2 separate regions of the Mus musculus genome follow, and region 1 is linked to region 2. A link is a loop called in an ENCODE intact Hi-C map of the cell type or tissue named here. Cell type or tissue: heart. All regions are shown on one strand. Links, peaks and the distances in the headings refer to the core of each region. The heading gives the core; the rest is flanking DNA.

What was found. Peaks named below come from ENCODE experiments on the same cell type or tissue, not always from the same donor. Only the 100,000 strongest peaks of a DNase experiment are listed, where the experiment ranks them.
Region 1: it touches region 2 in a loop (2.2-fold over the local background); 3 of 42 quality-filtered maps call a loop at or near these places.

Annotation. Positions count from the first base shown.
Region 1 is chr9:79,711,973-79,723,063 of GRCm38, forward strand. Col12a1 (collagen, type XII, alpha 1) reads right to left here and starts at 6,750. Exons shown (of 66, transcript NM_001290308.1): 1 at 6,447-6,750; 2 at 3,392-3,499. The coding sequence starts at 3,464. In heart, for the core only: CTCF peaks have their summits at 2,668 and 5,147; DNase peaks (open chromatin) are centred at 2,669 and 6,749; H3K4me3 peaks cover 5,303 bases; H3K27ac peaks cover 5,084 bases; H3K27me3 peaks cover 999 bases.
Region 2 is chr9:79,603,633-79,614,723 of GRCm38, forward strand. It overlaps Col12a1 (collagen, type XII, alpha 1), which reads right to left. Exons shown (of 66, transcript NM_001290308.1): 55 at 10,717-10,770; 56 at 10,129-10,224; 57 at 9,284-9,337; 58 at 8,764-8,817; 59 at 6,182-6,235; 60 at 4,788-4,859; 61 at 1,698-1,733; 62 at 1,522-1,588; 63 at 761-949. Among named protein-coding and RNA genes, the nearest start is that of Gm10635, 90 kb to the left of the region's middle. In heart, for the core only: no CTCF peak of the experiment used is centred there; a DNase peak (open chromatin) is centred at 6,799.

The DNA of each region.
Region 1 (11,091 bases), core at 990-8,989, 110 kb after region 2:
ATCTGCAACTGACAGTGGGGCAGACAGAGTTAGGGAGCATCTCCAGGAGATAGAGACCTGGGATAAGGGAGGCCCACAAGAATCAGTGGTGGTGACCTTAGCTGTGACTCAGAGCACTGGGGATATGGAGCCTGAAGAGGTCACCTCCTGTAGCCAGGCAGGAATCCCTATGGAGCAAGAGGGACACCAACCCACCCACAAGACTTTCAACCCAAAATTTATCCAGGGGATGAAGCAGAGACTGAGGGAGTGGCCAACCAATAACCAGCTCAACTTGAGACCCATCCCATGGGCTGCGAGCACTAATCCCTGATGCTATTAATGATATTTTGTGATGCTTGCAGACAGGAGTCTAGCGTGGCTGTCCTCTGAGGGGCTCCACATAGCAGCTGATTCAGACAGATGCAGACACCCACAGGCAAACAGTCCCTTTCATTAGAAGGGGAGGGGGGATGGAGGAAGGATTGTGAGAGGAAATACATATATGTGTGTACATTATATCATTTTTTTCTTAATCTAGATGCAAGGCAATTATTATTAAAGGCATGGATTAAAATCACTGAAAATTGATAATGATTGTTTATTATATGGTATAAGCTATAAATAATACAAAATTTAAAACTGAATTTCACAAATTTTATATCCATCTCAAATTCTAGATTAATGAAAAAAAATGTGTCCAGTTTTCAAGGAATAATAACCATTAGCTATTTAATGCAAAGCTAATTTTTCTAAAAATCTATTAATATATGTTACCCAAACCCAGACTAACTCACACAACCTAGGTCCATACCTAGATTTAATCTTAAACTAGAGAAAGTTTTAACTTTGCTAGTCTATTTAATATCCACTTAAGACAAAAATTTTTAAAAATCACCTTTGTGTTTACGTCTATAGGACACAGTAACCTAGAATGGTAACATAATTTAACCATACAAATGCAAGCACGGTGAAAATTTTATTATGATTTTTTGAAGGTAAAATGTAAATTTTAAAATAATTTCAATTAACATAAAAAAACTGTGCTTTCAGCATATAAAAAAAGCAAATAAAAATTATCCATAGAACTACAAGAGCATATATGAGCCACACCAAAAAAATTAAAATTAAAATTAAAAAAAAGTAACTTTGGCTACCCTACCAGAAGACTGTACACAGAGGGACAAGCTGAAATTTTGAAATACTCTCACAGAAAGATTTCAGGGAGAAAAATTCTATTTCATAGCCCAACGTCTCCAGAAAGACTTTGGCCACAAATTTTGTTAGCCTTCTCTAGGCTCCTGGGGCCATTTAGTTAGTAGTTAACACCAGGGCTGAGCAGCCCAACAAGGGGCAAACAGCCACACGTGGCTACCGAGCGCTTGAAGTGTGGCCAGTCCATAATGAAATGTGCTACAAGTGTAAAAAGTCCACGTCCAGCTTCCAAAACTTAGCACAGAAATGCAGAAGTGCTAGCTGATGCTGTGTCTATCAATTGCATGTTGAAACAAAAATATTGTGTTAAGACCTTTTACATTAAAATCAATTTTTCTTCTTTTCCCTTTTGTTTTACTTATATGACTATAAGAAATGTTGGAGTTCTACGTATGACTTACATTTGTGCCTCATATTTCTGTCTGACACTGCCAAACTAGAAAGCAATCCAAAAATGAATTTATTAAAATATACTGGCCTAAAGGAGGAGGAGACATGAGCTTAAGAAAGATTGAGGAAAAACCAACTACATCATATGGAAATTAATATAAAGTTAGAAGATAAAATATGAGCTAATAATAAAGACATATCGTATAATGTCCTTTTTAACTGTATTTTGCTGCCTGGTCAATACCACTTAAGAGATGTTTTCCACTTAGCATAATCACCAACCTAACCCTATACTTAAGAATTCTCAAAACTTTTATTTTCAAAGAACTATTTTCTTAATGGGCAACAAACAGGCCACTTCAGTGATTTATCTAAAAATATCTTCAGTAGTGCTTCCAGAAGTTTCTCAAATAAAATTCCTTCCTAACTGACGTCACAGCAAGGATTACTGAAAGGACACCTCATCAGAATACTCCTTCAGGAGGGAAGATCAGACTCGTCACGAAAGCCAGGCCAGGAGCAGTGCGCTATGGTTGGTTCCCTAACATTAACTCTCTATACCTATAGTTTTGAAGTAGAACATTTTTTTTAAAAATCAGGATGGTCAAGAAACAGCCCTACATACCTAACCACTTTAGTATCAACACAGTCTACCCTGGAATTTCCAGAGCGGACAGACATCTCCCTAACTTCATTAAAGGCATTTTTTTTAATTGAAGAGGGTAAAAGGACTTTTCAAGATTAACCCATTTATCTTGCGAAATACGATTAGTTTGCAACGTCCCGAATGATAATTGAAAGGGCCACTAAGATTGTTACATGGAAGTGGCTTCCTCGATAAATACTGAGACATGAAAGCACTAAGTGCATCAAACAAAACGGAAATTAGGTTAAAAGTCTAACAAAAGTTTTCTAGATGGCAGGGTACAAGGAGCCGGGGCTTTTGGAGTCACATTGTGGTGTCCCTGACCACCTAGTGCCAAGACGCTGAGGTTAGACGCGGCCAGGTCTCCCTGAGCCAGGCAAACGCAAGAGCAAGCCAAAGGGGTGCCCGGATCCCAGCCGCCTACAGGCTGGAAACCCTGGCACCCAGCCGAGCCACCCCTCCCCCACAGCTGGGTTGTTCTGGGACGTGTGCTTTAGAAACCTTAGAACCAAACGCAAACAGCAGGGTCCTCTAGATCGAGTGAGCACCCACTAGGGGTCAGTTTCTGCTTGTCACTCATCCCCCGCCCACCCACCTCCCCTAGCTACTGGCAGTTTGAAGGTTGGCTCCTTTGTCTGAAAGTCTGCCTACCCAACCTAATCTGCTCAAAAAGAAAAGAAAGGAAAACCAGACGCTCGGGGCTGGCAGTGTTGGAGTCTTTTATTTCATGTTGTCACCAAGGTCACAGTCCTGACCCAGGTGATCCGCTGCTGATCCTGTAAAGGTGTCCATATTCTGAGGTTCCTGGTGTCCAGATGTCGGGAATCCTCTTGTCAGAGCTGGATACAGTTGTTGCCCTATCCAGGGGACTGATCGTCAAGGAAGGCGGCAGTGCAGGTGGCAGTGTGGACAGCACACTGCAGAGACAAGCGCAAGGAGACCACACAGCACTGTACAGAATAGTGGAAGCAGAATAAACGAGCTGGACCTTTAAAGTTCAGAAACGGACACACCTCAGAAGGCAGGTGTTTCTCTGAAGAAGAGAAAGCACCTGAGAAGTGCAGAGAAAACAGACCAAGCAACAGAAGCAGGAGATGAAAGTCTTTTCCTTTCTTGAACTCTGCAGTTTCACTTGTCATAGGAGAAGTAAAAGCATTTTACCTTCTGCCTCAATGGAAGACAGGAGTAGGGCCACGCCCAGGGCGGCCAGCGCTCGGGGAAGCCTGGTCTGCATGTTTGGGCCTCAAGCTCACAGCCTCATGAAGGGATCTGCAGGAGGAAGCAGTGATCCATCAGAACCCAGCCTGAGCAGGCCACGAACAAGGTTAGACTAGAGCCTAAACATGGACCAGAACCGAGCCAAATCTGCCTATAAAACAACAGGGCCCAGCCCAGCACATAATGGACCCATTGTGGAACCATGGAAGTCAAGCTCTTCCAATAGGTTTAATCAGGGCACTAGTAGGAAATTCTAGTTTAAAGAGAATATTCTTCCCCCAGGGAGCTGCTGCTGCCTGGTGCCCTGTAAAGGCCTGACCAGACCGCACATGACTTCATACTGCCAAGGTGATGGATAATTTAGAGGTCATTTTATCCCTGACTCAACCAAATGTGTCTTCCAGCTGGGTATTTCATTTGGCTGTTTTTCCCTAACTGCTAACCTCTTTAGGTAACTGTGCTTTAGTGGTCCCAGGGTAATTTGATAATAATAATAATAATAATAATAATAATAATAATAATAATAATAAACCTCATTTATTCTATTTTCTCCAGTTTATCCTGACTAAAAATATGCAAGTATGTCTTTAAGATCTGGAATAGATTACAGAGGGATGAGGAAGGCTCAAATGAACCCCAGTTCTTCTGATAACCGTGTCGTTTTCACATCTGATAAAACCTTTACCAAAGATGAGAGGGAACCAACTCTAAAATGCATAATAAAAAGAGACGAAGCCGTAGAAAAAGCAAAATGCCCTTGTCTGTTTCCCAAACATTCTTAGATTGTACAAACCGCAATAATTCTTCCTTGTGTTTAGCTATTTCTTAATGCTGGACGATTATAACTAATACAAGCCCCAGAGGTGAGAAGGTTCTTAATTTTTCCTGCCTTTGCAAATAGATTTCTTCCTTAACGGCAAAGAGTTCCACTCATCCTTTTTACTTTCTCAACACACAGTAGCTGTTTTAGCAGCAGAAAGGACTGCCCTAGTATATTCTATGATCCAATCCAGGAACAAAAGTTACCAGCAATTAGCTGGACTGGGAAGGTGTCTGTGGCCAAATGCAAAAAACAGAACGAGGAGATTCAGAAGTGCACACATAACTTTAAGGCTACACCATAGGCCTCATGACAAATAGCGGGGAGCACTCCCCCATTTGTGTTTGGGAATTCAAAAATAAGCCAAAGGTTGGGCTCTCCTTGAGAAAAAAGGAACTGACAGTCTCCAACCCTGCCTTTCCAAATCATTGGCACGAGGGTTAGGGCAGCTTTCCTCATCCGAGTGTAAATTGCATTTTACATGTCTGATGAGCAGGCAAGCCAAATTGCCCAGAGCTCCTTTTTATGAAGCCAATATTAAAATTTTGGCGCAGCTCTGGGATCTAAGGGGTTTTAGTAATGTCTTCTCCCCCTAATTAACAACAAACCCTTTCCTACATTAGTCAAAATTTGTAAAGATTAAAAAAGCATAAATGCTTCATTGTTGTCGTCACCCGGCCATAACGCTGATATGATAATTTAGAATGCAGTCCGCAGTTGTGCTCACGAAAAGTTAAAGAGTGGTAACCTACCCACAAAAATCGGTGTGCAGTATTTGGGGGGGGGGGGGGTGTTAAAAGGGTGAACAAAAAACTTGAGTTAGTCTAGTCTTAGTCTAGTGCGCCACCTATCGGCTTCCTGTCTCAGCATCAAGAATGAATCACTTCTCTTTGGGGTATCTGATGAATAACTCAGCCATCTCAGCCAGCCAAGAATTCCGTTCGTATACGTTTTAAAGAAAAACTTCTCTCTCCTTCTTAGCCAAAACATTTATCGGAGTGCTTAGCAACACTTCATTGAGCATTCTCAGACATAGATGTCTGAAAGCGGTAGCCCTTACGTGGCAGTAGGATTTCCCTCACTTCCCCTCATGAATGAAAATGAATCAACTGCCCGGAGTGGGGGCACTATGGGAACTGGTCTCTTTCGGACAACTTGCCCCTCCCCCACCCCTTGCTGGAAGGAGCCAACTTCTTAACTCTCTCAATTTAACTTTTTTTTTCAAACGCACACACAGGCACACAAATGTTTCGTGGGCCCATCTAGAGTCCAGGCGTCACCTACGTCTTCTATAAAGGCTACCTAGCCAAGGACGAGCTTAGACTTGTTTCTTCGCCCCCCTCCCCCAATCCTACCCCAGTATTCTTTAGAAGACCCTAACCTTGGAGCTGAGAGGAGGTGTATGCCAAAGATCTGAATTGGTCAGGGGATGGTGGCTGAGGAAGCCAGATGCAGGTCCCATTTGTCAACTGCTCTCAAATGCACTGACTCCACGCACTCTGATCTGTGCACTCAAAGACTGGAGGAGAACCCTCCTCAAAGGTCCCATTGACTGACCCTGGGTAAAACTTAATCCCAGTGCATTCAGGAGGAACCCAAAAAGGAAGTCTCAGAAGCTGCGAGAGCTGGCCTAACCCAGCAGCACTTTGAAAGCAGTGGAGGATGGAGCCAGGGCAGCTCCCCCGAGCATCTGGAGATGCCACTAGCGCCTAGTCTCCCCAAGCTGGAGCGCTTTCCACTGGCCCTCCATGGAATTCTTCGCGGAGCGTACAGTACTTCACTTCGTTTTCTGGCAATGCCTTGAGTCCCTGCTGCAAGCCTGGAGTCCCTGGCAAAGCCACCAGATTATAAAGAGCGACCTATGCAGCCCGTGCACTTCACTGAAAGCGACAGAGACTATAGAGGACATTGCCCTACAGATGGATACACTGAGTCCCACTTGGCACACAAGCAAGCCACCTTTCCTTCTCCCTCCAAAACTCCAAAGAAACCGCCAAACTCCTGTGCCACAGATCTATCTCGGGCACACTAATCAATCGCTTCCAAAGCCAAGCAGCCCCTGCTGGGCATTCTGCCAGCCCCGGGTTAAGGTGCAAGCAAGAAGCCACTTTCCCCAGTTATCTTTGGGAAAGGGCGCGAGGGGTGGGGGTTGGGGTGGGGAACAGAAGCCAGACTGACCTGAGCCGGAGGTGACAGAGGGAGCGGGCGTCCAGCAGCCTGCGCGTGGGACCCCCCGGGCCTGGGAGGGCGCTGCGCTCCGGGAGCACCTGGCGGCCGCCGGTGTGGAAAAGGCGATGGGAGCACCCAGCAGCAGCGCCTAGTGCGCAGAGTGAGCGGAGGCAGGGGGACTGAATGCAGCTGCGGGCGGACGCGTCTGCAGCGGCCGCCTTTGCCGACTGGGAAGAGACTCCGCGCCGCGGGCTACTTAATAGAGGGCTGTTCCCGGCTCTCAGTTTACTCGGTTACGAAACGCCTGAGAAGGTGGAAGGCTGCCACGGGTGATGTATGCTCCTCGGCGGTGAAGGAGGTCTACTTTTGGGAACGTGTGCATACTTCGAGCATTCCTTCGGCGTGAGGTGGCGATCGCCGTAGTAGCAATGCCCCTCCGGGGGCGGGGAGGAGGGAGGGAGAGAGGGGGACAGCCGCAGCCGGGTTCCCTGCCAAGGGAGGCCGCGGACTCCTCCGCTTGGGGCGGGCTAGGGGGCTCGGGTTTCCCTAACCCAACGAGTTTCTTTAATACGTTTATTTTTCTAAAATAAGAACAATGGAGAAGTGGGGAACGGATCTTCGTTTCAGAGCAGCGGGATGGGCATCCCCTTTGTCCCTCACCATTGCATCTCCGGCCGCCACCGTCCCCACGTCCACCTTCCTCCCCCTCTGTCCTGGGTGCACTTAAAACCGATTTACAGGCTTTCCATTAACTAACTGTCTGTGCACGCGGCGGGCCTCTGTCTTTCCCAGTCTCCAAGGCGCGACTTTGAAAACTCCGACAGCCGCCTGCCTGCTCCCGGCTCAGGGCTAGGATGGCTTTCCCAGGCCTGTCTGTCTAACCTAGTTTTTCAGGATAGAGATGGGAGGCTTCGATTCAGTCTGGAGGGAGGGAGAGGAAAGTTATTGGTACCTGGGGGCGGGGGCGGCGGGGGCATCCCAACGGGACACTTAAGAACAAGTTTTATTCTCCTTAGAAATTTCTTGTCAGTTTAAGAGTAAAATCTGGCCCACGTTGGGGCTTCAGGCAGCTCTTCCCTAAAAAATTCCTAGAGGTGAAAAGGACGGAGAGGAGCTCGCTCGGGGACGCTCGCACGCAGGCGCGAGCTACTGAGAAGGCCAACTAGGAGCCGGATACTCCGCCAGCACACGGGCTCTTTTCTGCAGCTCCCCGGTTCCCGGCACTCCACCCCTTGGACGCAGTGGGAGTCTGGCACTTGAAGTTGCCAAATTGTACAAGACGCATGGGATGAAGTGTCCAGTAGTCACACGTTGTTATCCGGAAAGGGCTCGAAGACGGATTCCTACACGCGTTTGTGAGCTCAGAACTCGCTCCGCGAATTTCCCGCCCCTTGAAGCCCAGAGACGTCGCCTCAGCAGGGTTGGGCTAGTGGGTACTGGAAACAGGACAGGGCTCTAGACCCTGGAGTAGACCGCCCCTTGGTAGCAGAAGTTGCGAGCACACCTGACTTAAGCCTTTCTTCCATGCTTGATCTTACCTCTGCAGATTTGACTTCCCTGCTCTAGGCACATTAGTGTTGGAATTGACCAAAACTCTGCACGCTTTTTCCCAGTTCCCTTGCGCCTTGCCCCACGCACGGGCGGCCTCTGGCCAGAGCTAACCAGAGCAAGAGAGGAGCCTGGAAGAAAAGAAACGAGAAAAATGAGAATGGCCACCACCTCTGCACATTCTTGGAGCACGCAGGGCCCACTCAAAGGCCGCTGAGCAACTTGCACAAAGCGCCCACACAATGCGCAGGCTTTTCCCTCATGTCTCCACAGTTCTGGTGTCTGCCTAGACCCTCCAGCCAGGGTGTGAACGCATCTGGAAGATGCAAACACCAATGTATGCGACACAGCTGATCTTTTACATCCCTGTGATGCTCAGAGCCACCCAGGAGCAGCGAGCCCCCTCTTCATGCCTGAAGGGAACTCAGCTTCCAAGCCTGCTCTTCAGCAGGACATGCACATGTAGGGAAAAGCGTCCAGTATGGTCCCCAGACACGTAAAGGAAGGTGGCAACAAGACAGACCAGGGCTATGGTTCCAGCACCCCACTGTGAAGGTGAAGGACTACACCAGCCATAGAAGGACACACACACACAAGCACAATGACACTCCCTATCTAGAAAGGGAGAGCTGGACAAGTGGAGAGTGTCTATCCCTGTCTTCCTCTTGCTCAGTCTGCAGCCTGAAGACCGATTGGAAAAGACTTCTGGACACAAACATCCTCTCCAGCCTAGAGCTGCGAGCGGCAGGCACCCAGGCAGGGGCTCCTTTTGCTCAAGTCCTTTTTAACGGGGAGGCTGGGGGAGGGGGGAAGATATGCTGCAAGAAAGGTGGGTGAGGCAAACCAACAGCTACAGAAGCCCTTATCGCCTTCTAAAAAACAATCCCTGGACAAGATTTAGTGGTTCTAGGTGGGAGGCGGGGGGGGGGGGGGCGACTTGCTGGTGAAGGAGACAGTCACAAATGTATCCAAGCACGCTTATTCGCAAGGGGCCATGGGGCAATTCAAATCCTCGCAGCCTAAAGTCTGAATTGTTTGGTCTCCTGGGCCCTGTAAGCTTGACTCCAGTAAGGGGACAAACATGTTAGAACCCCCCCTCCTACCTGGTGCCTGTCAAAGGTGCGTTTGTTTCTTAACTCCCCTTGGAATCTGTTAAGTTTGCAGTAAAGCGGTGGGTTTTTGCTGACTGAAGCACAGCTGGTTGTATTTATTGAGTCTAGTTGCTTCCTGTGGGTCTTACTCCTGTGGCCATATCCCCAGGATCGGCCTATCCTCTCTCTCCCTCTCTTCTGTTCCCACCTCTTCTCCCTTCGAGTCCTGGGTTCCCGGGGGTTCAAGATCTACAGATCTCTTGTCACACAGCGCGACCTAGTGGATGACTAGAAATCTGAATCAAAATTATGGATTTTGAGAGCTGGGAACGATTGGAGGAAAAAAAAATCTGTCATTCAGCCACCTGGTTTTTCGGACTGATAATTGAAAGGGAATACAGACAAGGACTTGGCGTCAAGTTAAGGCACTCTGTAGAGAAAAGCCTGCCCCAGAGCTGTGAGGCTCTGGGCAGTTTTTGGAAATAAAATAAACAGGGGGGAAAGATCCATTTTAGGATGAAGCTGGGACACAGCACCAACACTAGCTTCTAGAAAACTAAAAGTGCATGAAATCAACTTAACTAAGGCCCCAGAGATAGGATAAACAGTTTTTACTCCCACCGCACATTCTAACTGGCCCACCCTTGCAGAGAGGAAAGAGAGACCTGGGTGAAAGTGTAGGCATTACTGAACACTGAGGATTCTGTGTGAGAGTCTGGAGACAAAGGTATAGTGGTGCTAGTGTTCCTCCTGGTTATCGGATGCCAACAAGCAGCCAGACCAGGAGGAGTGGAAACTGTGTCTGAACATTTCCCGACCCTGTGGGCAATTCAATACACATTTAATCAGCACCTCTGTCTTAGTTATTGTACTACAGCTGTGAAGAGACACCTTGGGCCACATCTCCTAACCCTTGTGGTTTGCTTGTTTGTTTGTTGAGACAGGGCTTCTTCATGTAGCCCTGGCTTTCCTGAAACTCTGTATACCAGACTTGCCTCTAATTCACAGAGATTTGCCTGCCTCAGCCTTTATCCCCCAAGTGTTGGGATCAAAGGCATGCATCACCACCACTCAGTCCTGCTAATCCTTCTAATCCTTTCAAATAGTGCCACTCCCTGGTGAGCAAACATTCAAGTATAGGAGCCTATGGTGGCCATTCTTACTCAAACCATCACACCATCAAAGGCCAAGTTCTGAGAAGCCAGCTGTAAAGCCTATGAAGATAAGGCATTTCTCTCAAAACTCTGTCAAATAACATTTGGGCTGGGCACCTAAGGCAACTTCATGTGCCCCATTCAAGCCTTCTGAATAACTGGGCCCTCTCTTAAAGGAAAGAAGGGATACAGCGCACGCCTACCTTTTATCTTCCCAGAATTTCTTCAGTGAATCCAAAGGCTTTGAATATTTTACCCACAACTCCCTGACCAGGATCCAGGGTGTGGGGAGCTTGGGAGCAAAGAGAAGAAAGAATCTTCATCACGTGCATCTTACTATGCAAGCTCTCAGCTCAAAACGCATAGGTTGCATAGGAAACTGAAAAGTTTCTAAACCCCAGCCTCCACATGCAAAACCTAGTCACAGTGGACTACCAGGGTTTATTACAGCCAAAGACTGCTGGGAATGTATGCGTGAGTCAGTTATGACCTCCTTGGGCAAAATGCAAAAGGCAAGAGGAAATGCATTCATTTACAAGAGGAAAAAGCAACTCTCTGCCCGGAGTCAATACTGTCTCTCTGACCAACACAGGGATGTAGAATCGATTTGTTGGTGGCTGTCAAAGTAAGCGAAGGTGCTTAACTTCTAGTCAAACTTCTACTGTGTCCGCAGGCACTGCATGTATGCTGACACACATTTTCAGGTTGTAGAACTGAAAAGTCACAGGAGCTCATGTTTTAAGATTTGATCTTGCCCGGCAACATGACACATGACTTTAATCTGAGGACTCCAGAGGCAGAGGCAGATGGATCTCTGGGAGTCCGAGGCCAGCCTGGTCTACAGAGCCAAGTACAGGAGAG
Region 2 (11,091 bases), core at 2,141-10,140:
ATTTGTGTAATTCCAGATTCATAGCCAAGAAGCAAATCTGGCTGAAAGTCAGAGGGAAATTATTTGAAGGATACAAATATGCCTAATATATTGTCAAATAGTAATTAAAACCAGAAATCTTAGTGAAGGCCCTTCAGGTAGACTTTAGGAGCTGTGTGGGCACGGCAGTCACACCATTAGATAGTCGGGTTATATAACTCTTAAAGTAAGCATCCTAAAACATCTGGAAGTAGAGAAATCCCATTTTTCTTTTTTTGCCCCTTTGAATTTCATTTATCTACCATGAAATTAAAGTGAAACAAATATCCAAGAAGCAGGGCCAGTCCTGAATGAAGGAATAGAAGGAATTTGGACCAAGTGCCCTTGGTTGCTGCTCAGTTCTTGCCACAGCCACAGCCCTTAGTAAGACTGGTGCCTGATTCCTTCTGCCAAGACACTACTTCCCACCAGAGCCACAAGAAAAATCAATGGATAGAAATATCTCCAGTGAGATCTGCTGACTACGGGGTCCATTTTCTCACACTCCTATTGCTGGGATTACAGATGTCTGCGCACTTCCAGTTACTAAACAGGAAAGGTGGCTCCCAAACTGCTCTTCTGGACTGTCCAAATAACAGTGAAGTGGTATGTCAAATTCTGCCTTCTAAATGCTTTCAACCTGCCCCAATCCCTCACACACACACACACACACACACACACACACACACACACACACACACAAGCCCTTCCTTTATCGCTATAAAAAGTCATAAAGGCCGACCTCGTTCACCAGGGGGTCCTTGCATCCCAGGTGTGCCAGGGAATCCTGGTCGACCCCCAGGCCCTGGTTCTCCTCTGGCTCCAGCACTGCCAGGGGGCCCTGGAGGCCCTGGTGGGCCAGGCTGGTTTCGACTTGAGTGGTAATCATTTGGAATCTGATTCAGCATCTGATTGAATCTGCTCATCTGGCCTATAGAGAGAAAGAGTTGTTAGAAAGAAACCCAGGAAGGGAGGCGGCACATAGGGGAGCTGTTTTCTCTTAGCACCTAGCTCTTGTGCTCTAATAAGTTCCCTCATTAAAAATGAGATGCATCAGCCACCCAGTAGAAAGTGACCCTTGATCAGCAGTCATCCAAAATGCTGGCCTCAAGCCACAAGCTTTGGTACAAATAAGTAAGACTTATCAGAAGGTGGTAACTCTTTGAAATACATTGCCTTTCTGTGTGTCAGAGGAAGTCACTCAAAAGTTATTATTTTGGGGGCTTCGTTTCCAAGCCCAGTGATTCACTGGATTTAGAACATGATCACGGACCTCTCTTTTCTTACAAACAAATTAAGAAATTTGTGGGCTGTGTTCCTCAGGACTGTGCTGTGAGAAGCACTAATGAAACTTCAGAGGACGAGCCCTGAGTTTCAAGGCTAGCTTGCGCTCCATCTTCAGGCATGGCGCTGTACTAGTGTGAAACATTTCCAATCAACTCTGTGACTCAATTTCCTGTATTTTCTCTTTAGCCGTTGTTCAAATGGTGAAGAGCTAATTACCACTGATCAGTTGTTCGCAGACTTGTCTTGCAACCGCTCGCATCATGTTCTGGGAAGCGATGTCTCCCTGGTTAATTAATTTTAAAAATAATCATTAAAATATTATTTCTATAACTTCAGAGTTAAGTGTTTAAACACTTGAAAGAAAATGAAGTCTAATTTTAAGAAATACATACCCTATCACCTTTTTCTCCTTTTAAGCCAGATTGACCCTGAAACACAGATATGTTATATTTTAGAAACAGCAAGAGATGATCTAAAATAGTTGTTCTCAACCTTCCTAATGCTGTGACCTTTTAATACAGTAGCTCATGTTTTAGTGACACCCAAACCATAAAATTATTTTGTTGCATCTTCATAACTATAATTTTGATACTGTTTTAATCATAGTGTAAACATCTGCTATGCAGGATATCTGATATGCAACCCCTTCCTTGTTCTTTGATGTGCAAGGGGGTAAGGACCCATAAGCTGAGAACCTCTGATCTAAAATGGACAGCCACGATGATATGAGGGCAGAGTCTGTCGTCTGATAAACCAGCAATGTGGTGCATCACATTAAAACCACACCACTAACATTTTCCTTTACTATAAAAATAACCTAATCTCCCACCAACTGGGGCCTTCCAAAGCCTTGCTCAGACGTGAGTTTTAGAACAACAGTTACAAAAGCTATGTGCCGTTCACCACGTAGACTTGCAACTGCAACGTGCGCTTGAACTCAAACTGCACTTGAACTAGCAATTTAAGTTACCATGGTTACTTAGCTCAGTTGCCTATTGTGAAATACACAAAAGCCTGACATCCACTCACTTCCTAGAAGAACCAGTAAAGGACTTCCTGTCAGCTCCCTGGATAAATGTGGAGCTCATTCTTCCTCCAATTAGTTTTTGTACATTGGATAGAAAAGAAAACAGATGTTTTTGTCTCTTAATTGATCTCACATCCAAACAACCACATAATCTTTATCACACTCCATCAGAAGCCCATCCCTGTCCAAGAAAGATCCTTGGAGGGCCCGAACTTCCTATCTTCTCGTAGTATTTCTTTCAAACTGCAAACTACCATTGCAGAAGGAACATCCAAGTCATTAACAAATTTGATAGTGGGATGCTATTCCAGCCAACTCAACTTGTACTGTTTCCATGGAAACTAATGAGTTCTAATCCCGGCTTAGTGTAATGATTCCGATATCCTCTTAACTGACCTCCCTCCTTCCTGCTTTTGCTCTTGATAGCCTATTCTTGATACAGATGCCAGAATGGGAATTTTAAAGAAAAAGTAGATTTTCTCACTTGTTTGCCCTGAGACATGAATGACGTACAGTGAATTATAGTTATTGTAAGAAAAACTTGTGCTTGGCTTCCTCATTACAAAAAGAATTAATTTTTTGTGGGACTGCTAATATTGAATATGGAACTTTATGAAACTACAGTTATTATTTTTTATTTCTTGCTCCTCTGAAATGTTTCTGACTTAAATTTTCAATTTGTTCCTACTCTAAATTGTTTAAGCTTTTTGAGAAATTGACACATGGGTACTGCATTTTGATCATTATCTCCCCACAACTCCTCTCATGTATACCACTACTCCTTCTCAATTATTACTCCTTCTCTATTACTCACACACACACACACACACACACACAAATACACACACACACTTATACACATAAACGCACACAAGCACACATACTCATACAAACACACACTCATACACACACACATAAATACACACTTATACACACACTCGTACACATACACACACACATGAGTTCATTTAATGTTTCTCATATGTGCATGTTTTAGAGTGACCACTTGACTGCCTATAGCCATTGACTGCCTATAGATCTTCATTTAGGGGTGAGGCCTTGTGAAATCCCCCAATACATGTTGGCACATCACATGGTATTGTCTTGTTTAGACAACAATATTGTCAAAAATTCACAGAAATAACTTCCCTGTCATCATGTCTGTGATCTTGTAGAAGCATTTTTACTCCCAGTCACTAGCAATCACATCTCAGCTAAAAGCAGTAGGATGTTCTGGCCCTCTGCTTGTCTAAGTTAGCCTCATCTAGCCTCATCTAATACAAAGTAAAACAAGAAGGGTGTGAAGCCCAATGGCCATTTCAAATACTTGTGGATATGTTAGAAACTCCAAATTCAATCGAAACATACTAATTTGAAAGTGCATGCTAGGTGTGGTACTATTGCAATTCTTATTCCTAACCAAAAGAGTGAGGAGGAGAGAGAGAGAGAGCTAAACCAGGTATAAACTGAGAAAGGGTCACACTAGAAAAAGTAAAATAACCAGCTTAAGTTTGGCCTCTGATGTATTTGTTTGTGCTAAGTGTTGAACCAATGGCCCTGCACAGGCTAAGCTGACACCCCAGCACTGAGCTACACCCTCAGTCTAATAAAGAATTTTTTATGCACATGCACGTGTGTGGTGAGAGCATTTGCACATACATATGCAGACGTGTTCCACAGCATACATGTGGAGGCCTTGGGTGTTCATCCTTAACTTCCACATGATTTGAGACACGGTCTCTTTGCTGTTTGTCCACTATGGATGCCAGATACCTTACCTAAGAGCTTCCAGGGACCCTCCCATTTCTTCCTCCCATCTCTCTGCAGGAACACTGAGAGGGCAGATACTCCTGCTACATGTGCAGGTTTTGTAAGTATCCTGGAAACTCAAACTTAGATCCTCATGCTTGGATGGCTAGCATTTTTACCCTCTAAGCCATCTCCCTAAGCCCCAATAAACACTTTTAAGACTGGTCTGATGCTCCAGAATCCTCAGTTATGGAGCAAGAAAAGAAAATGGTATATCTGGGTAGTGGGTATCAAAGGGTTAACATTCCTCCATTGAGAATGAAGGCGCCCTGCACTCTGATCATGTATTTTTATGTCTTAAACAGCATACCATTTATAAATTAAAAAAGAGAATGATTTTGCTGACCCAGCTCTGAAGCTTAGAGTGTTTATACAGTGCAGAAAAATGTGTCTTGGCTCACAATCCCTTCCTCCTTTTAAAGAAACCAAGGACCACAATTTTCATCCCAGGATATTATAGCAGCCCAGCAGGGGGAAGAAAAGTCTTCAGAACCGTTCCCGAGTCAAATCTATGGGTTTATCGTGGTTTCAGCAGCTGCTCCTACATATTTATGGCTGAGATAATCTAAATATGCCCAAGCCTTGGGATTCTCATTTGTCCACATCCACAGGAGAATGGAATCAGTCGACATGCAAAACTACTTACAGGTCTGCCATGGTCTCCAGGTTTTCCTGGTTTCCCACTTGGCCCTGTGACTCCTGGAGAGCCTGGGCTTCCCTACAACCACAGACCAAGAAAGCCAAGGTTATGACAAGGAAAAAATCCTAGCCACAGTAACTGAAGAATTGCAGCCAGACTTAAAACCGTTTAAAAGAAGCAGGATGCCATTACACAGTAAGGAAGAGGAAAGCCACGTTTTAAGGTAACATGAGGGGAGAAATCTTGGGATTTCTGTCTGAAATGTATCTTGAGACCAACAGAAAAATACATGCATACCTATAACCAGATTCACAATTCATAGACTAAAATCTCAGTACATTTGTTGCAAAGGCATATTTACAGAATAAAAACTCCTAATTTTTTAGTTTATTTCTGAAAATAAATAAATAACTAAATAAATCCTCCAAAAGACAGGGGTGGAAATGTTGACTAGTGGGGGATTAAGAAGGTGGCTGAGTTTATCCTCCTTTAGCCTCTCTTCCAGAGACCATAGAAGAGTCTAGAAATCCTTACTCCTCAGGGACATTCCCGAGGCTCCAAGTCTCTCCCTCCAGTCAGCACTCCTCATCCCACCAAAACCACAAGAATCTCTCCCTGTTGCTTTTAAGTCTAATTGCAAGCATTTCTGCTCTATATCTACTGGGCTATTTATAATATGATATCCAATACATCATGTTCTAAAGCCTACCACTTCTATTAAATAGAATCATAGATTTTATAAAATATTTCCCTAAATGTATGCAAAGTTGAGCTCTGTAGTAAATAGTTAGGCTTATTATTTATTTAAACTGTTCTTACATGAAAACACATGTATTAAATATAAATAGTAAAATCAAATAAACATATGTTCTGGAATCTTTCAATCCTGCCATGCAGACAGGGGGGCATAGCCAGTGTTTCTATCTCATTGTAACATCACCTATAGATTGTTCTACTTGAAAAAAATTTCAGAATCTATCTTCAGCTTAATCTACACAAGGCATAAGACCACCCTTTGTTTAAGATGTAGATAAAACCTACCTCCTCAGAATGACCAGTGGTTGCTCATTAATATTGTCCTTAACATTTAAATGTCACAGAGCTCAGATTCAGGAGGTGACCACTGAGGAACTGAGTCTAATATCTCACTGAAGAGAAAAATCAAGAGACCAACCAGACAGTGCCCAGGTCAGTCTGAGATTTTTCTGAAACAGAACTTGAAAAAGCATCTGTATTTTGACACATCTGTTTTCTCTAGAACATTTTGACTCATAAATCAAAAACAAATGGCTTCTGGATCAATATTCCCCATAGCACAGAGGGGGGAAACTCAAAATGGGAGGAAAGGAAAAGGAGGCTGGAGACCGTGGTCAGGGCAGTGTAACCCTCTCAGCTCTTACCGGTGGCCCCGGGGGACCTCTGGGCCCCATTGCACCATCTTTTCCAGTGAAACCCTGTTGTAAGAATGAAAGTACAGGTTAGGAAGGAAACAAGCATGTGGAATGAGGCTAAATAGATCACTAAGGGTGATAGGGTCATAAGAAGGGCTGAGTACATGGTGGTGTTTGGTAGCTAAGCTTTCAGTATGAAGACCAGCATTCCAAAATAACAACAATAACAACGACAAAAAAAAAAAAACCCTCATTTCAATTTACATTATACTTTTACTGAGTAATTAGTTCCTATGCTCATTCATTTGTATACTACAAGCAAAATTAGTTCAAATGCCAAACTAATATTTTTCAAAGAAGGCAGATTCTAAAATTTTAAGATTTTAAAAGAAAGATTTTAAGAAATTCTAAGATTTTAAAAGTACAAAAAGAGATGAAGGGAGACTGCCTCTGCTGATTGAAGCCACCCTCAGAAACTCAAACTGCCTTAGCTGCCCTACACTCAAAAAGGAAAGGAAGTCTTCTATTCTCTCAGCCAGAGTTAAATGTTCTCCCTTCATGACAGGGCCGAGCTATGTCAGTGTGAGCAGCAAGGAAAGGGCAGGCGCATCTCCCTGCAGGGCTGCCCTTTGGCTCCTGTGTCCACACTGGTTTGCTCTTTCCCTCTGTACAGTGCCAAATGACCTCTGTCTGGAGTGAGTCACCCTGCTACCTAGTTAGTGTTCATTCGCAACACCAGATCTCTGAAACCCAGCCGAGGACTTCTGAGTCAGTTTGCTGTTTATGCTTGCTGCATTCCTCAGTCAGAAGTGATTTTTGTCCCATTTTCCACAGAGAATAAAAATGATCAGTACCAGGCAATGGTGACTCCGCGCCTGCAATTCTAGCATTTGGGAGGCTGAGACAGGAGGATTGCTGTGAGTTCTGGGCCAGCTTGGTTTTGAAAAAATCAAACCATGGAAGAATTATGTTGTCCATAATTATTCAGCCTCTGTATTTCTGCTTACTTCACAATAGCAGAAACTTAGTTTTCTTTTAAGGGAGTTTTAGAAATACTCCCATATCCCCCAAAACAAATCTTTTCAGAAACTTAAAGGGATAAACTTTCAGTTTGCTTTCTGAAGAAGTTATGTCCGCTTAACAAATACCAGGCTTGGAGTCCATCTGATACAAAACCAACATTACTTCTGAGAGCCACTTAAGAAACCAAAGTGTTCCAGTAGCTCTGATAGGCCTGGTCTTCCATCCAAACAGATCCAAGTGCTACCACAGCACTCTCTCTCGCTCGCTCTCTCTCTCTCTCTCTCCCCTTGTAGGGAGGATCAGACTTTTAATGATCTAGTCATGCTTAGAACTTCCTGGCCACCTGTTTCTTTGAAGGAACATACCTAAATTGGGATGAGGGGGATTTAATTTGATGTCCTTAAATGGGCTATCTCAAGCCACCTGCAGTCACCATGCTTTACCTCTTAGCTTCACTTCTGACTGCAAGCCTGCAACAGTCGTTACTATAACCACCCGAATCAATCACGGTGTCAGAAGAGACTAGGGACCACTTCATATAAATTAGATACAAGTACATGGGGTTCTTCTGTGGTCCCCACTATACCTGCAGAACCTGACTCACCAGGGTCCTCTTCCTCACCTTCCTCCTGCTTCCCTCTCTTACTTCCTGCCACTTTCTTATTTATTTCTTATTTTTGTTAGCCAAAATCCCCATACCGACAGCTTCTCTCACTGTGTGAAACAGTGTATGTCCTCCCTGCTCACTGTGCCTGCTTTTAGCCTCAGAGGCAGCTCACTAAGCCATCGGCACATGAGTAGGGCCATGGAAGAAACGTGGGAATTGGTTCTTAAATCGTTGCCTCATTTTCATCCCAAGAGATAAGAGTGGTCTGTCCACAATGTTGGACATGGGTTGGAGTTTCATGGGTTGGAGGGGGAAATGTGCAGATCTTCCTAACCCCTCACCCTTCTCGGTGCAATGGTGACAGTATTGGCTTCCTGATTGCCAACCTCAAGACCGCACCATCACCATCTGAAACACACACTGGGCCCCACCATTACCATCTGAAGCACACACTGGGATGGGTTGTGATGTGCACAGCGAGCCCTTGACAGCAAATCAGCTCACTGCCACTTTCTCAGTGGCTGTAGTCACCTTTGTTTTCTTATTGGAAAGGCTGGAGTTCATTTGTATTCTCACTGTTGCTCTTCATTATACAGTAAAAATTGAACAATACTGCCCAAATTCAGCATTGTCAAAAGATGCTGAAGTGCCAATATGTCACTTGAGTCTCCAAACTCCTCATTGGAGTCTATGACTTGCTCTTTGACTTGTGTGTTTCTTCCAAGTGTCAGAAAAAGCACAGAAACAACCCTCGGGAGCATGTCACACACTATTCTGGGTTACCTTGGTGAAGTATTGCTCCTACTGAGTGACACCTCCTTGCCAGTGATTGCTGATGCTGGATGGTCCACCAATACCATCTTTGAAACCTCTCACAAGATATATGAGCTCCACCTCTCCAATCATGCAAACAGGATTGGGGGGGTCTGTAATTAAAACATATTCATGGCCCAAAACTTACTCTGTCTCCTGGTGGTCCCATTGGTCCTGGTGGGCCAGGTAATCCTGGGGTTCCCTACACAGAAGGGAGCAAGCAATTAGTGTGCAGTAATACACTGTTTATGTAAAAGAAAAAAATTATTCTTAGTGTTCTTCAAAATGTCTTCAAACAAAGTTTGAGGGCTCTAAAAAGAAACAGAAGACTATGGCCAAACACAGGGCCAGGCATATAGACATTGGTCAGCTAGGAGGTATTAGAATTAAACAGTATACCCTTGAAAAGTAAGAACAGAGTATGAAATTCAAGTCCAGAGAAGCACACACGTGAGCCACCCTTCACTATTTAATCTTGGTTTGCTTCTTTTTAATTAATTAATTTTCATATAATATATTCTGATCATGATTTGCCTTTTCTCCAGCTCCTCCCTGCTTCTCCCCACCCAACAAACTCCACCTCCCCTCTCAAACAAATTTGTAACACTCAAAAGACAACTTTGTCAACAGAGCATTACAGGTAAGAAGAGGTAATTTTGAGAACTCACTGTCCGTCCCGGAAGGCCTGGCTCTCCTGCATCACCTTTCATTCCCTGGCGACCCTAGAGTGGGCAGTGAGAAGATGGTTCTCAGGTATTATGGAAATTAAGTTTAAAAGAAGGAATTGAGTCACTTATGCATTTTTATCATTTTATAGGTATGATGTAGGGATTCAGAGACAAGCACGTAAGTCTATTTTAAAGGAACATGAATGAACCCTCCCCTTCATTAACACTCACTTTCTATCCAGCAAATGTCATTTTGTACTTTCTACTTAATGTTATGATGCTGTTATACAGACTTGGGACAATATATCTACATTAAAAGAACATAGTTTAACAAAAGTGACATATACATTACTTTCAGGAAGTTTCTGAGAGACCAAATAAATAGAACAATTTTTCATAGTTACTGATTGCATGTCTGATTTACACATCTAAAATAATATTCATCAGATGACACCAGCTGAGTAGCTAGCCTTGCATTCTCCTAGAAAACATTTGCACTCAGAACAACATAGAAAATACTGCACGTAAACCAGTCCGAGTGGCTCAGGCCTGGCATCCCAGCTGCTCAAAAGACTGAGATAGGAGAATCACAAGTTCAAGTCCTGAACTGACCACAGAGTAAGCTCAAAACCCTGTCTCAAAATAAGAAGCTTATAACAGGTCGGGGCGTTAGCTCAACGGTAGAGAGCTTGCATAGCATCTGTGAGGCTCTAGGTCCAAAACCTTATACCAAAAATTGCTGAGGGGAGACACGACAAAACAAGGAAAGGAAGAAAAAATGTGTTCCATTTAAATACATTGTTAACCCAACATTTTCATTTACTATAGAAAGCTTTTATGTTTACCTGTTCGCCCGGAATGGAGAGTCCATTGGGTCCCTGGGGGCCTGGAGGACCTTGAGGGCCTGGAGGGCCAGTATCTCCACGGGGACCTGGGGGCCCCTAAAATATATGAGAAAAGTGAAAGATGAAAAGGTTGATGTAAGAACCTTTAAGAACAGTAAGAAGGGTCAGAAACCTCTCGTCATAGCCTGACGGCATGATTACTTAGTCTTCACCAACAGTTTAAAATACATACGTGTATAAAACTCTATTGAGGCCACACCCTTTCATTCCCTTTACTACACCTTCAGGAAGTGGTGCCATGAATTCACAACAAAACCTACATTTCAACAAATGTCCTTTTAAAGGTGGTCTTTTTAAAGTAAAAACCATTATATAATATGTGCTATATCTGTATTCACATATTCCCATGAGTTCAAATTTCCACTATGTTGAATCTACACTCCTTGTTCATAATGTCTGAAGCCAAGAACTGTGATGTGACTTGATGTTACTAAACCAAAAGTAAGTGGCCCAAGGTCAAAGACCACCTCCAAGGGGATTTAAACAACTTGATATCCATGACTCCTTGGAGCATTAAAATGTACTTACAACTGCCCCATTGATGCCTCTTTCACCTCTGGGACCTTTTGCGCCAGGTCCTCCCTAAAACACATAAAAAGAACACATTTTGGTGTAAGCATAAGGAATTCAGAAATTGATACATAAAAAACAGTGTTTCAAGAAGTAATATGCTCGCTAAACGGTCAATACTTACACAGATACTTGCAAAATATTAAAGGAAAGTTATCATGTTATGGCCAGGATGCAGCTCTATGGCAAACCCTTGCCTAGCATGGACAAAGCTCAGGTTTGAGCCCCAGCATGGCTAAGAAATAAATTTGTATCATATAAACACACAGGCAAAGAGAATTTGAAAACTGCACATTCTATGTTTCTTCTTGTTATATTCACAGCACTTGAATA